Regions from separate parts of the Homo sapiens genome. Here region 1 is linked to region 2. The links are chromatin contacts, found by Hi-C or POLR2A ChIA-PET in ENCODE. All regions are on one chromosome and are shown on one strand. The core of a region is the stretch at or near the end of the contact, and the rest is flanking DNA. Distances in the headings are between cores, read along the strand shown. Region 1 has its middle 18 kb from the start of LINC01942. Region 2 overlaps LINC01484 (long intergenic non-protein coding RNA 1484).

The links. A loop is a pair of places that touch in the nucleus more often than their neighbours do. ChIA-PET counts read pairs that join two places held with the same protein, here RNA polymerase II (POLR2A). Pooled maps may share reads with other maps.
Region 1: a loop to region 2 is called in a map of gastrocnemius medialis, with 4 times the contacts of the local background. The contact joins two enhancer-like sites. A Hi-C loop is called at or near these places in 2 of 168 maps with a recorded cell type or tissue (gastrocnemius medialis and psoas muscle) and 1 of 50 pooled maps. POLR2A ChIA-PET finds 5 or more read pairs at or near these places in 4 of 52 experiments (HepG2, OCI-LY7, Panc1 and 1 more).

Annotation. Positions count from the first base shown.
Region 1 is chr5:173,668,185-173,674,527 of GRCh38, reverse strand. No RefSeq gene overlaps it. Among named protein-coding and RNA genes, the nearest start is that of LINC01942, 18 kb to the left of the region's middle. RefSeq lists an enhancer at 3,929-4,525. Within about 2 kb of position 3,272, at least 17 of the 41 ENCODE cell types and tissues checked have a DNase peak (open chromatin) inside an H3K27ac peak, as active enhancers do; they include gastrocnemius medialis and psoas muscle, where a contact is called at or near this core.
Region 2 is chr5:173,704,117-173,710,595 of GRCh38, reverse strand. LINC01484 (long intergenic non-protein coding RNA 1484) reads left to right here. Exons shown (of 3, transcript NR_108027.1): 3 at 2,721-2,997. LOC107984118 (a long non-coding RNA gene) reads left to right here. Exons shown (of 2, transcript XR_007059059.1): 2 at 328-2,523. It overlaps LINC01942 (long intergenic non-protein coding RNA 1942), which reads right to left. Exons shown (of 3, transcript NR_146727.1): 3 at 4,747-5,006. Among named protein-coding and RNA genes, the nearest start is that of LINC01942, 18 kb to the right of the region's middle. RefSeq lists an enhancer at 2,871-3,371. Within about 2 kb of position 3,054, at least 11 of the 41 ENCODE cell types and tissues checked have a DNase peak (open chromatin) inside an H3K27ac peak, as active enhancers do; they include gastrocnemius medialis and psoas muscle, where a contact is called at or near this core.

The sequences.
Region 1 (6,343 bases), core at 2,023-4,522, 36 kb after region 2:
GCCCACACAGTGTTTAAAGAAAAAAAAAATAGAAATAAAAACCACACGCGCACACACACACACACACACACACACACACACAAGCAATTCCAAACATATGGCTTCCCCTTAAAAATCATAAGGCACAATACAGGACAGTCAACTGAGACTGAATAGCTCCCCAGTCCCTGTACAGAGGACACATGCACTTCGTTCTCACAGTCCCCACCGCTCCCTAATGTCCCACACCCTCCCTAATTCATTCATTCATGTTGCCTGCCTGACCCTGGTAGGTAGTAGCCATTGCAACTCCATTGGACCATGGGTTTTTGGGGGGCAAAGTGTGCTTCAGCTGGATGTGCCTTGCACTTGGCACACAGCAGGTGCTCAGAAATGTTTATGGAGTGTGTGAATAGGTTTGCTGAAACTTTCAGGATTAAATTGCATTGCAGCACAGACATACATTCCACCCACACCCTTCCCAACCGTCACCCCAAAGAAATCTATATTTAATTGGGTTTGCAAAATCAGAGCCTCCAAGCAACTTCACACTAGAGATCCTTTCTAAACGGCAGAAATGCGACAGCTTCGCCCTGTGTGCTTGAGCCTATTCATAGCTCGGGTGTGTTTCCTGGGCAGCTGCATTGTTCTTAGTGGGAGAGCAGCAGAGGCAACCTTCTAAGTCCGACTCCCCCTCTGCCTCTCCCAACCCTCCCTCATGCCCTTCCACACTTCTCTTTCTCTGTCCAGCTTGCCTGCCCGCTGTCTATTCTGTTGGATGGTTATTTATTTATCGTCAGCACTAATCAGAGGGTGGGGAGGGGAAATAGGAGCTCTTGCCGATGCGAAAGTGCTTCGCCAGGGTCCCCAGGGAGAATCCTGTGCGGTGTGCAGCGCCAGAGGTCACTGTCACCTTGGCCTTGAGGTGGCCTGTTTACCAAAGTGAAATGAAGATATCAGTCAGATGTCAGGTAAATGCTAATGGCCAGCTCCTGGGCAGAGAGCTGGCACAGGATTGGCCGGGCTGGGTGAACCCTTCCTTTCCAATTCTGCAGCACAAAGGCCCCAGTGACTTAGCAACTCCGATAAGAGGTCAATGGGCAAATGTCAGTCCTTGATTGAATGCACCTCTTGGCCTGGTTTCAGGAGCCCCAGGGCTGCCTCTCTGCATTTCCCTCGGCTCTCCCCACTCCTATGCAACTGGAGGAAGGTGAAGCATTTGTTGGAAAGCCCTCCCATCCACCCTTTCCCTATCTCTGGCAGGAAAGAAAGCCTATCCCTTCATGTCCCAAGGTCCGAAAGCACAATGAAAACCGGCATCATTATCCTTCAGCCGTGAATGGGAAAAGCAGGATGTTGACTATGGGTCGTCACCTAGGAGGACGGATGAGACTGGATTCAGTCGCAGAAAAGGACAGGAAACAGTCGCTGCCTTGTTTATCACTGTGTGATAGATAGCATCCCGGGGCCACCTCTCCACGCAGGGCCTCATTAGGAAGTCAGCACCTGAAACAGGAACCTCCGCATCACATGGTCCAAGATGAAACAGGGCCTGTTAGCTCGGTCTCCCAGGACTGTGGATCCTTTTTGCATTCCTTCTATTGTTTTTCCAATGTGGGGGCTTGGCACTGGGCACAGTGAGGGTCTCACACCTCTGCTGGTTCTCACCAACAGGAAGCATCTCCCACATTGACATCTTCAAGCAGCCCCTCCCCAAGCCCCTCGAAGTCACTTAGTCTTCATTCTCATCTAGTCTTTTCTGCAAACTCTCCTGCTCCTCAGTCAACGCTCTTTTATTCTTCTTTAGACTTTTTCTCTGCATCCTCCTGCCCCTGCCAGCATAACAATTGAAAGAACTGTCAAATCTTCTCAAATAAATTTTTCTGCATTTTTTTGCTTCTTCTCATATTTAACCTTGTTGATATTTTAATTTTTTTCAGCTTGTAAAAGATTAGAAATCAGAAAGAATTTAAGAAGTTTGTATAGTATACAACACCACGTGCAATAAAATGGGCACAACTTGTCTCCCTTTTATACTATGTAGCTACTGATCACTTTGGACTGCTACGAAATACATAGGACATCAATATGTAACATATTAGCTGTATGTTGATTTCTATAGACAGCGAGGCACCTGACCTTTGGTCTGGAATGCATCTTAAAAATCGGACGTGGATTGTATTACTTTGTCTTGCTGCACAGTTGTTCACCACAAACTGTCACAGGTGCCCCTCACAGCCTTTTTGGTACTCCAGTGGGGGCCTGCTCTGATTAGACGCTGTGCTCAAGGCCATTCTCACTGACTTGCTATTGCAGGGCTGCGAATGCTCGAGAAATCAGACTCTTACACACAGGTGAGTTTCTGGGATCTGGTTAGTAAACCATACCTTCAAGTAAACCACCATAGCCTCCACCATATTCAGAATAAGCAAAACCCTAGAAATGTTGACTTGAAGAAGGATGTCCTGTCCCTTTGGTGACAAGTTGCCTTGTCACAGGAAGATAAAAATGGCTTCATTTGCCCATTTGCCACAGTAGCTCTGATGATCAACCCTGCTTCCTGTCTTGTGCTCCCTTCAATGGATTCTCCATGCACAAAGCAGAGTGATCCTCTTAAAATACAAATCAGGTCAGCTGTCTCTCCCCTGCTTCCAAAAATTCTGCAAAATATTTAGCATCTCAGTCAAACTCCTTCCTACGATAGTGCCTATCACTCTGACTTCATCTCATGGCATCTTCTCCCCCTCGCTCATCACGCTGGAACCACTTTGGCTTCCTCACTGTTCCAAAGACATGCCAAGCTGGCTTTCTGCTCAGTGGGGTTGTAGTTGCTGTTCTCTCTGTGTGGGATGCTCTTCCCTCAGATTTCTGCATGGCTGGCTCTTTCTCATCAGGTCTCACCTCAAATGTCACCTCCTCCGAGAAGCCCTCTGATCTCTCACATCACTCAGTCTCATTTTCATCACATCCCTTATCATTACCCAATATCTTTCTGTTCATTTCATCATGTACTTCCCCTACCACCCGCCGCTGTGAGAAGATAAGCTCCGTGAGAGCAGCAGCATGGTCTGGGGTCCCATAAACGGGCTCCTCCAAGTCCGGATCCATCTCCAGGCGGCTTCCAGTCCAGAGTTCTAGGCACAGCACCAGCCAGCTTCTTGAACGAGTGTTGGCATTTCTTTCTCAGTGGCTTTGAAATCAGACGTCAGCCCCCAACCTCGTGACTCAGCCGGCAGCATGTGAGAAGGCTGGCTTGGGGACACAAAGTCCTTCGATCTTTAGAGAGATAGCAGCCCTCCTGGGAACGGGGCCACAGATGAAGGCTGAGCATGAAGCCTGGGCACTGGCCTGCCACTGGAAGCTGACCCTCTGCTGGACCATGCCAACTCTTGACATTTCCCAAACTAGGCAATGGCCCAGGCTTTTGAAAGCCAGTATCGCCTAGCTATGGAATCGCCATGCAGATAGTGCTCAGGGAATGAAATTAAATTTCCCTTTTCAGAACAAAGACAAACACACTCCTCTCACCCATCCTACGAGAGCTGGGCCGGGAGCGCCTGCCTCCGTGCCAGGATTCAAAGCCCACGGGCTCTCCTGCTTGCTTCAGCAGTTCCTGGCAAGTGCAACGGAGTTCTCCCGCTTTAAAATCTAATTGCCTGCCCACGCCCGTGAATCCCATCTCCAAAGGCAAGAAAAAAAAAAATTTTAAAAAAAAGTTGGTGGGGGTGGGAGGGGCCGGGGTTCTCACACATTCAGCCCAGATGAGCCCATTTAAGCTTTTGACATTATGCCTTTTGGGGAGGCCGATTCAAAATAAAACCAGCCCGAGAAGCTCCTGTTTTAAACAGAAAGATCCATAAATGCAGCTTCTGTCAGTAATGAGAAAAATGGAAATCACAAGCAAAACCAGAAAACTCATTCCCCCAGAATCTTAATGATCTCCAGAATAATTGTGCTGGTCTCTCAAATCAAGGAGTGGACGGTGACAGCCCTGGGTTTTCACATGAGGGTCAGATGGGTTCATGTTTTTTTAATTGGGCTCATTTCTAAGCAATGTGCTTGTCATGATGCCTTAATCCCTTCCCTGTGCCCAGCAAAAATGCTTTCTCTCTCCTTGTCTCCCTCAAACAAATGCAGCTTCTCAACAGGGAAATGAGCTTCCCTGTCTTGCAAACAGATTTCTTATCATATGACTGATCCACTGTGGGTGAACTTGCATTTCTCTTGCATAAGAAAGCAATTTCCTGAAGAGAGAAAGGGGGGAAAATCAAACCGCTTACCTCTCCTTGTTTTCCATATTAGCATCCTTAGCTGAAGCTCCTGAAGATAATGGGAAAGAAACGACTTTATTTCAGAGGATGAATATCAATCTTTCAGATAGCAGTGGGATGTTTAGGGCTCTCTAAGAGGCAGCCAGGTTTTCCTGCATTTGTTTTATTTGGCAGGACTCACAAGAAGGAACAAATTCTTTGACAATTTCAAAGTTTCTCCAGACAAACTGCTACCTTCTGATAAAATCTAGCAGGCTAAAGTTCAACAATGACAAACAAATTAGAAAATTCTGCCATTATAGCGGAATATAAATTGGCAGGTTCATTTAGGAGGCTTAAAACAAAGAATGAGATCTTAAAAGTAATAAAAAATAATAATGAGCTTTGGGATTAAAAAAAAAGAAAGAAAAGGGTAATTTCTCAAGTGTGCGCAGAGGTGTGAAAAGTGACAGCAGCCATCAGTTAAATAAAGAAGCACCAGTGATTTGGCAGACAGTAACCATAGCACACAGTCTCAGGGGGGGCCTCAGACCTGTCTTGGCCATTTCACTTCTCTTGTAGGTTCTGGCTTTCAGCTTCGTTGCACCAAGAGAGGGTGGTGAGCCCAGCACAGGCCCAGCATGAGGATCAGCCCTGAGAGTGGGCTGGGGGTGGGGTCAGAAAAAGAGGAAAGAAGGAGGGAAGGAGAAGGGAAGGAAGAAACTACTGTTTTACCTGCGTTGGTTGATTCAATTTGAGAAATGCTTGTTGTACACCCACTATGTGCCAGCTGAGGCCAGAGGCCAGGAGAAAATGGTGAGCAAAGCAGGAACCCAGCTCAGCCCTTTTGGAGCTCCTGGAGAGGATGACTTTAACCACATGCTATGGTTTGAGTGTGTCCCTTCTGAAACTCATGTTGAAATCTGATCCCCAATATGGCAGTGTTGGGAGAGGGGCCCTAGTGGGAGGTATCTGGGTCATGGGACACCACTGTCATGAATAGATTAATGCCGTCTCTCAGGAGGGAATTCTGACTCTTGTGGGAATGAATTAGTTCCCAAAAAAGAGGGTTTTTTTTAAGTGAGCGCAGACTCTCATGCATGTCTTTTTGCACATGCCTTCTTACCTTTCTGCTTCTCCACCACCTTGTGACCCAGCATGAGGCCCTCACTGGAAGTGGAGTATATACCAGTGCCATGCTCTTGGACTTCCCAGCCACCAGAATCATTAGCCAAGTAAACTTGTTTTCTTTATAAATTATCCAGCCTCCGATATTTTGTTATAGCGACACTAAACAGACAAAGGCACTAGACAAACACACAAATAAATGTAAGGTGGTCATCTTGCTGAGTGCTACCAGGGAGTGCATGAGCACGTGGCTCTGTGCACAGGAATAACCAGGAGAAAAGACCAGGTGTGGTGGCCAAGACAGCATCCCTAGAGCACAGGGAGGTTGGAGCCAAACGTTCATTATGTTTGAGTGCTTTTCTATGCCAGGTCCTGGCTAAGTATTTTATAATCATTATCTTATTCACTTCTTGCATTAGCCCAATGGGACAAATGCTCTTATAACCCCATTACAGATGAGTACCTTAGGCTCAAAGAGGTAATATTGCTTGCCTGAAGTCACAGAGCTGTGGAGGACTCAGACTCAAAGGCAGGCAGCCCTGTCTCAGAGCCCAGGGCCCTGACCACCACAGCAGACGCTGCCCTCCCAGGAAGGGTGGGCATGGCAAGACCAGCCTTCCATCTCCAAACCTTCCTGCCCTTGCCTCCTCCTCTCTCAGGCAAACACACACATGCACACACTCACACTTATATGTGCTCTTACACACTCTTTCAAAAACTCTCACACTCTCTCCCACTCACAATACTCTCAATCACTTACAGTTTCACACTCACACACTCTCAAGCTCACACACTCTTTCTCACACACACTTCCTACCCTCCTGTTCCCAGAAGCCAAGGTGACTGCCCCTGAGGCTGCCGTAAGCCTTACCATCTCCTTCCCTCCCAGTGGCAATGCTCCTTCCAGCCTAGTGTGGTTCAGATTGCAAGCAAAGCGAGGTGTGGGCTCCCACCAGCAATACACAGAGGAATACTCCTCTGTGTAG
Region 2 (6,479 bases), core at 1,805-4,304:
GGTGGCACGTTCCTTTAATCCCAGCTACTCGGGAGGTTGAGGCAGGAGAATTGCTTGAACCCAGGAGGCAGAGGTTGTAGTGAGCCAAGATCGTGCCACTGCACTCCAGCCTTGGTGACAGAGCAAGACTCTGTCTCAAAAAACAAACAAACACACAAAAACAAAAAAACAGAAAAAAACAGACTTGGAGACTGAGGCTCTGAGATGTGAAGTCACTTGCAGACAGGTCAGACAGCCAGGTCAGGTCAGACAGCCAGAAGCTGGGGAAGGCAGCGCTGGAGCTAGGTCTGTGTGACACCTCCTCCATCTATCCTGCCCCCTCTCTAGCATTTTAGGACCCAAAGGGACCTAAGAGAGTGCTCAGACAGCTGGCTGCGTTAGGAGCTACCTGTGGCTGCTGAAGAAGAGTTTGCGTCAATTTAAAGAAAGAGCCATTCAAGGAATGAGGACCATGACCTTGGCTGCACTGACCAGCTGGGCTCTGGAGACTCAGTGAGGCTGCCCAGCCACCAACAGGCCCTGCACAATAGATCCACGGACCCAGCAGTCAGAGGTGACCCTAGGGGTCACTGGCCCGTGGCTAAGGAGGAGGAGCACAGACCTGCGACCCCCTTTTCCCATGGACCACCCAGGGAGGCTGAGCGGGGACTCTGAGCTCAGATGGACAACCTCAGAGCCACTGGGAATTTGCCTGAGGCCACTGGGGCCAGGGTTAAATCCATATGAAGCAGCGCGGGCTGTGCACCTGCCATTTTCTAGGCTCTGTCACATGCATCTTTCTGCCAAATCTCATGGTGATCCTTCAAGAATAGTACTATTAATCTCCCCATTGACAGAGGGAGAAAGGGAGGCTCAGAGACGTTAAGTGTCTCACCAAAGCTCACACAGCTTCCAAGCAATAGAACTTTACTCAGTACTCAGTACAGGTTAACATTTATTCATTCACTCGATAACCATTTGCAGCACAGCTACCATATGCCAGGCAGTGTTCTAGGCACTTAGAATACATAGATGAGCAAAACAGGCAAAACCTTTCCCTCAGGGCGTTACCATTTGAGTGCCACCATGCCACGGCTGGTACAGTTGCTATTGAGACAAACAAAATAAGACCCAGTTTTTGCCTTTGGGGAGTAGGTAGTCTAGTGGAGGAGGCACATACACAGAAAATTCCAAAGTACTGTGGAAATCTCAGGGTACTTTGATAGGGATTACCAGAGGAGCTGTGAGAATAAAGGCTGGATATCAGGGAAGGCTTCCTGGAAGAGGTGTTGCCTGAAATGAGCCTGGAAGGATCACTTAGGGACAGAAAAGTCATTCCGTGTAGAATTCATGGTGAGTGACAGAGCCTAAACCCAGTCTCTTTTGCATGCTGAGCACTGAGACCCAGACGCTGGTGCTCAGACCTGATGACTTATTTTCCCAGGTACAGCTTGAGCAAAGACACAGAAGCAGAAGGCAGGTTTTTGGTTCCATGAACTCTACATCTGGCTACATACAAATGGTGAAGAGGAACAGGGAGAAACATGGTTGAAAAGAACAGGCTTGGACTTCAGGAAGCAGTAAAATGAGCGAATGCCATTTATGGTTACAAAGATAACTCAGCTGGGGGCCAAACAGAGACTGAAATGGAGTGGGTGAGGATGGAGGCCGGGAGGAGATGGCTGCAGAGGTCCCAGCAATGACAGTGGTTGTGGGAAGGGGCAACCCCAAGTCTTGTGCTCCCAACTGCAAATCCAGTGCTTTTTCTAAAAAAATATTTAAATAATTTATTTATTTTTGAGATGGAGTCTCGCTCTGTCACCCAGGCTGGAGTGCAGTGACACAATGTCGGCTCGTGCAACCTCTGCCCCCCGGGTTCAAGCGATTCTCCTGCCTCAGCCTCCCAAGTAGCTGGGATTACAGACGCACGCCTCCACGCCTGGCTAATTTTTTATATTTTTGGTAGAGATGGGGTTTCACCATGTTGCCCAGGCTGGTCTCGAACTCCTGACTTCAAGTGATCCACCCACCTCGGCCTCCCAAAGTACTAGGATGACAGGCGTGAGCCACTGTGCCCAGCCTTATTTTTTTTTTTAATTTATATTTTCAGAGGCAAACGATCCTTGCTCATTAAAAAAAGGAAATAGAAATTCAAAACAAAAATGCCTGTATCTGATGGGAAAGATGAGCCCAATGTTCTTTTTTAAAAAACCTTTATTATGAAATATTTCAACTGAACATATGCAGTTTATATTGTTATAAAGCATAACAAGCAATCAAACAGCTGTGAACCCACCACTCCATGTCAGAACTAGAACTTCCCAAAGCAGTCGGAGCTGAGGTGAGATCCACTCTGATGCCCTTCCCCAACTCCACGCCACCCCCCAAGACCTGACCACCTGATTACTCTGGGATTTCATTTTTGTCTCGTTCCCTTGCTTTGCTTTATGTCTTTACCAAATGTGAATGTGTGCCTAAACAATACAGTGCTCGATTTGCTTGTGTTTAAGCTTTATTACAAATATAACTTTGATCCTTCTGCTACTTGCAATTCTAAATTTGATATTACGAGTCTCAGCCTCATCGGCGTTGATGCGTGTGACCGACATTGATTCACTCTCACCAGTACGTGGTGTGTTCCGTTGCATGCATGCACCCCTGCTGGGGTATCCATTCTCCTGTTGGTGGACCTTTGGGTGGTATTAGTTGCTGGTCATCTCCATGGTGCTGTCCTCTTGCAGGTCTCCAGGACACATGTGCATGAGTTCCTCTAGGAAACCACGGTGTACAACTGCTGGGTTGCAGGCCCAGGGTTCTTTCCACTTCTCTATCCTCCCAAGTAGGGTCCAGCTGGCCTTAGTGCTGCCATGCTGAGAGCTCTGGGAGGGGCAACCCAGGGCAGACAGGCCCAGGCCAGCCACCCTGCCCCAGGCATTTCCCAGGACTCATCAGGCACCCAGCGGCCCCTCAGCAGTGAGCAATACCAGAAATCTGCCAGCTGGCTACTAACTGGGTCACAAGAGAGTACTGCTGTCTCACTCAGGGTGCGTTCCATTTCCTTCAGCACTTGCGCCAAGTAAGGCTGTGTTCACAGGCCACAAGACCCAAGGGAGATGGAAATCAGCTCACAGATGCTGAGCTGACTGCACACCAGGCAGTGTGCAAAGCACCTTACACATATAACTCACTTAATCCTCATCCCTGACTGCACGAGGTGGGCACTATTATTAACCCCACTTTACAGATAAGAAACTGAGGCGCAGGAAGTTGAAAATTTTGCCCAGACCAACACGTACAACTTCAAATCCAGACAGCCTGGCCGCTCTGCTCCTACTACTCTGCTACCCCATCTCTCAAGAGGGGAAAAGGACTAGCTCCTTGCCCAATCCTGAGGTTGTCAGCATTCTTTTACTGGCAAGGAAAACAAATGGAACTTCAATGAATATATGTAGAAAGAAAGACTTATTAGCTGACAAAAATCAATAGAGAAAAGACAGGTTAGAAGCAGATCTCAGGGCCCACTGGGTCCAGGGAGGCGAAAGCGCCCCTCCTTCTCCGTCTTCCTCCTCCACGTCTCTCTTTGTGCTGTTTTCATTCTTTCCTATTGCAAAAGGGCCTCCTCCCCTGGGCAGGTAGGTGGCTGCCTGCAACTCTCACCTCACCTTCTCACAGATCTGCCTATTTCTATTTTAAAATACAAACAAACCAAAAGCCAGAGAAGGTTCCTGACAGGCCCAGGAAAGGATGTGATTAGCTTAGTCTGGGCCACCTGCCCATTTTTTATGGACTAAATGTTTGTGTGTCTCCAAATTGGTATGTGGAAGCCCTACCCCCAGTGTGACAGTATTAGGAAGTGGGGCCTCTGAAAGGTCATTAGGTTTCAATGAGGTCATGAGGGTGGGGGGATCCATGATGGAATTAGTGCCGTTATAAGAAAAGGAAGAGACACCAGAGTTTTCTCTCCACCATGTGAGGTTACAGCAAGAAGGCAGCTGTCTGCAAGCCTGAAGAGAGCCCTTACCAGGAGCCAAATCTGCCAGCACCCTGATCTTGGACTTCCAGAACTGTGAGAAATAAATTCCTGTTCCTGAAGCCACTCAGTCCGTGGGATTCTATTAGCAGTCGGGACTGACTTGGACACTGTTCCTGGAGCAACGCTAGTGGCCTGGGGAAGCTGGGCCCTGGGACTGGTGCAGGGAGGGCCACAGTCCCAGCCTATAGCAGCTGAAGCTGCATTTGTCCCCAGGAAGAGGACATCACAGACACAACCCCAGAGGCAGTGGGAGGGGGCATGATTGATTGGGAGCAAGGCAACAGTCTAACAGGGCCCATCTGTGCCCAGGAGTGGGAGAAGCTCCTGGCCATGAAGAGAGCCCTCACCAGAGGCCAAACCTACTAGGACCTTGATCTTGGACTTCCAGCCTCCTCCCTGGAAACACGTGACAGCACATATGGGTGGTCTCCCTTCTTGAGCGAGGCCTGAGTCTTCACCCAGGATCCAACTAGACTGAAAAGAACTGTCTCCCTAACAGCACTCCATCAGCATTCAGAGAAAAGAGATTTCCACCTGGTGTTTTTAACCAACACAACCTCCTTCTACACCCTAACCCATAGAGGGCCCTGGGACCAGTATAAGAAGTGTGGGTGTTAAGCTGGGACTGCTAGAAGGAGCAGCAGCCCCATGGGAGCAGGGCAGGAGGGTCCCCTCTTGACCTGCTGACTGCAAACACTGCAGCCGGAGAGACACTCACTCAGGCCACGGTGGGGAGGCCCAGGGGAGGCACGTGTCCTCATTCTGCTAAGGCGATAGGGCTCGGGCACAGGACAGGCGATTTGACATCAGAAAATCCTGCAGGGGCTGGCCTGGCCTCTAGATGCACGTCCTCCCCTTCAGACCCACCCCACACTCACCCAGCCCTGGGCTCCGGCCACTCCATGGAGCCCGTGGCAAAGGCCTGATGTGTCCTCAGTGAATCCAGGTCAGAGAGCGGTCGAGCAGCAACTTGGGGAGCCAAGTGGATGAAAATCTGGACAAGAGAACAAAGCCAACCTGTTGGCCAAGGAAACTCAATCCGATTATACCCCAGAGCCCCCCGTGGCTGGGAGCAGCCGTGTGACAGAGAAGAAAGGGTGCTTTCATGGGCCCGGCCCTGCCTGCTGGCAAATGGGCCCCACGAGTGCCCTGCCCCTTCTCCAGCGGCCCCACGGGATTGTCTGGGTGTGGGGAAGGAACCCCTCCATTGAGTCTCAGAGGAGACAGGATGGGGGAGACCGGCATCAGGATAAGCCTTGGCCAATGAATACCTTCAAAGTTAAGGCTCTGGAGATTTAAAAAAAAAAAAAAAAAAAAAAAGCCTGTGCGCGTTTGTCCTGGAAATTGGCTCATGGACAGATTAAATTTAGGAGTAACTGGGGCAGATATGCAGGGAAGCATGTTTCCTTAATGAGCCTGTCTTTATTTAACTGCTTAATCATTTACTGGGCCAAAAAATCTGGAGGTGACTCCGAAAGTCACGACGGTTAAGACAGTGACGGATTGAGCCCTTGTCAGGCCATTTCAGGGCCTGGCTCTGGTGACATCAATTCCCTGCTCCTGTCCTTGTCACCCCTGATGGGGCAAGGAGGGGCTACACTCACCGCCAGGATAACCCCAGCGTGGGTTATCAGCCATTTGGTTCCAGAACAGTTTTGCTTTGCCATTTCATTGTCCTCAAAGGGAGGCTCCTGGGATGGGCAATGTTGATTTGGGTGAGGCTTCCTCTTCTTGCCCTGACACCTCCTTCCTCCAGCCTCCTTCATTGCCTCTACTTCACTTCTCATTCACTCATTCATTCATTCATTCATTTGTTCAACTGTTTACACTAACATATGCCATGCACTGTGAGAAAGCCCAGGAGACACAGTGTGGCAAAGCCCGACGTAGCGGTTGCCCTCGTGAAGCTGCTTACGGTCCCGTGGGGAAGGCCGATTTTAATCAAGTAATTCCAAATTCGATCTTTACAACTGCAATAAATGCACTGAAGAAAAAGTGAAGAAAACTGGGCCCAGGGTAGAAGGAGGGGGGTGATGCGTAGCCGGAGCAAGGGGCAATTTTAAGGCAGAAAAACAATTCTGTATGGTACCGTAATGATGGGTGTGGAGACAACGCATTTGCCAAAACCCGTAGAACTGTCTAACACAGAGAAGGAAGCCTAAAGTAAACTATGAACTGGAGCTAATAATAGTGTATCAATATGGGTTCACCCATTGTAACAAATGTACCACACCAATGCAAGAGGTTAGCAATGGGGCAGACAACTGGGATAGTGGGCGGAGGGGATATACTGAAAGTTTCTGTATTTTCTGCAAACCTAAAACTGCTCTAAAAAATAAGGTCTACTTTTTTAAAAAGTGAAGAGAGCTATGAGATGATATTAAGGAACTTATCTACACTTGCGGGTCTGCAGAGGTGCTACTCGAAACCAGACTTGGATTGACCTTCATCTGGCCATGGCTGCAGG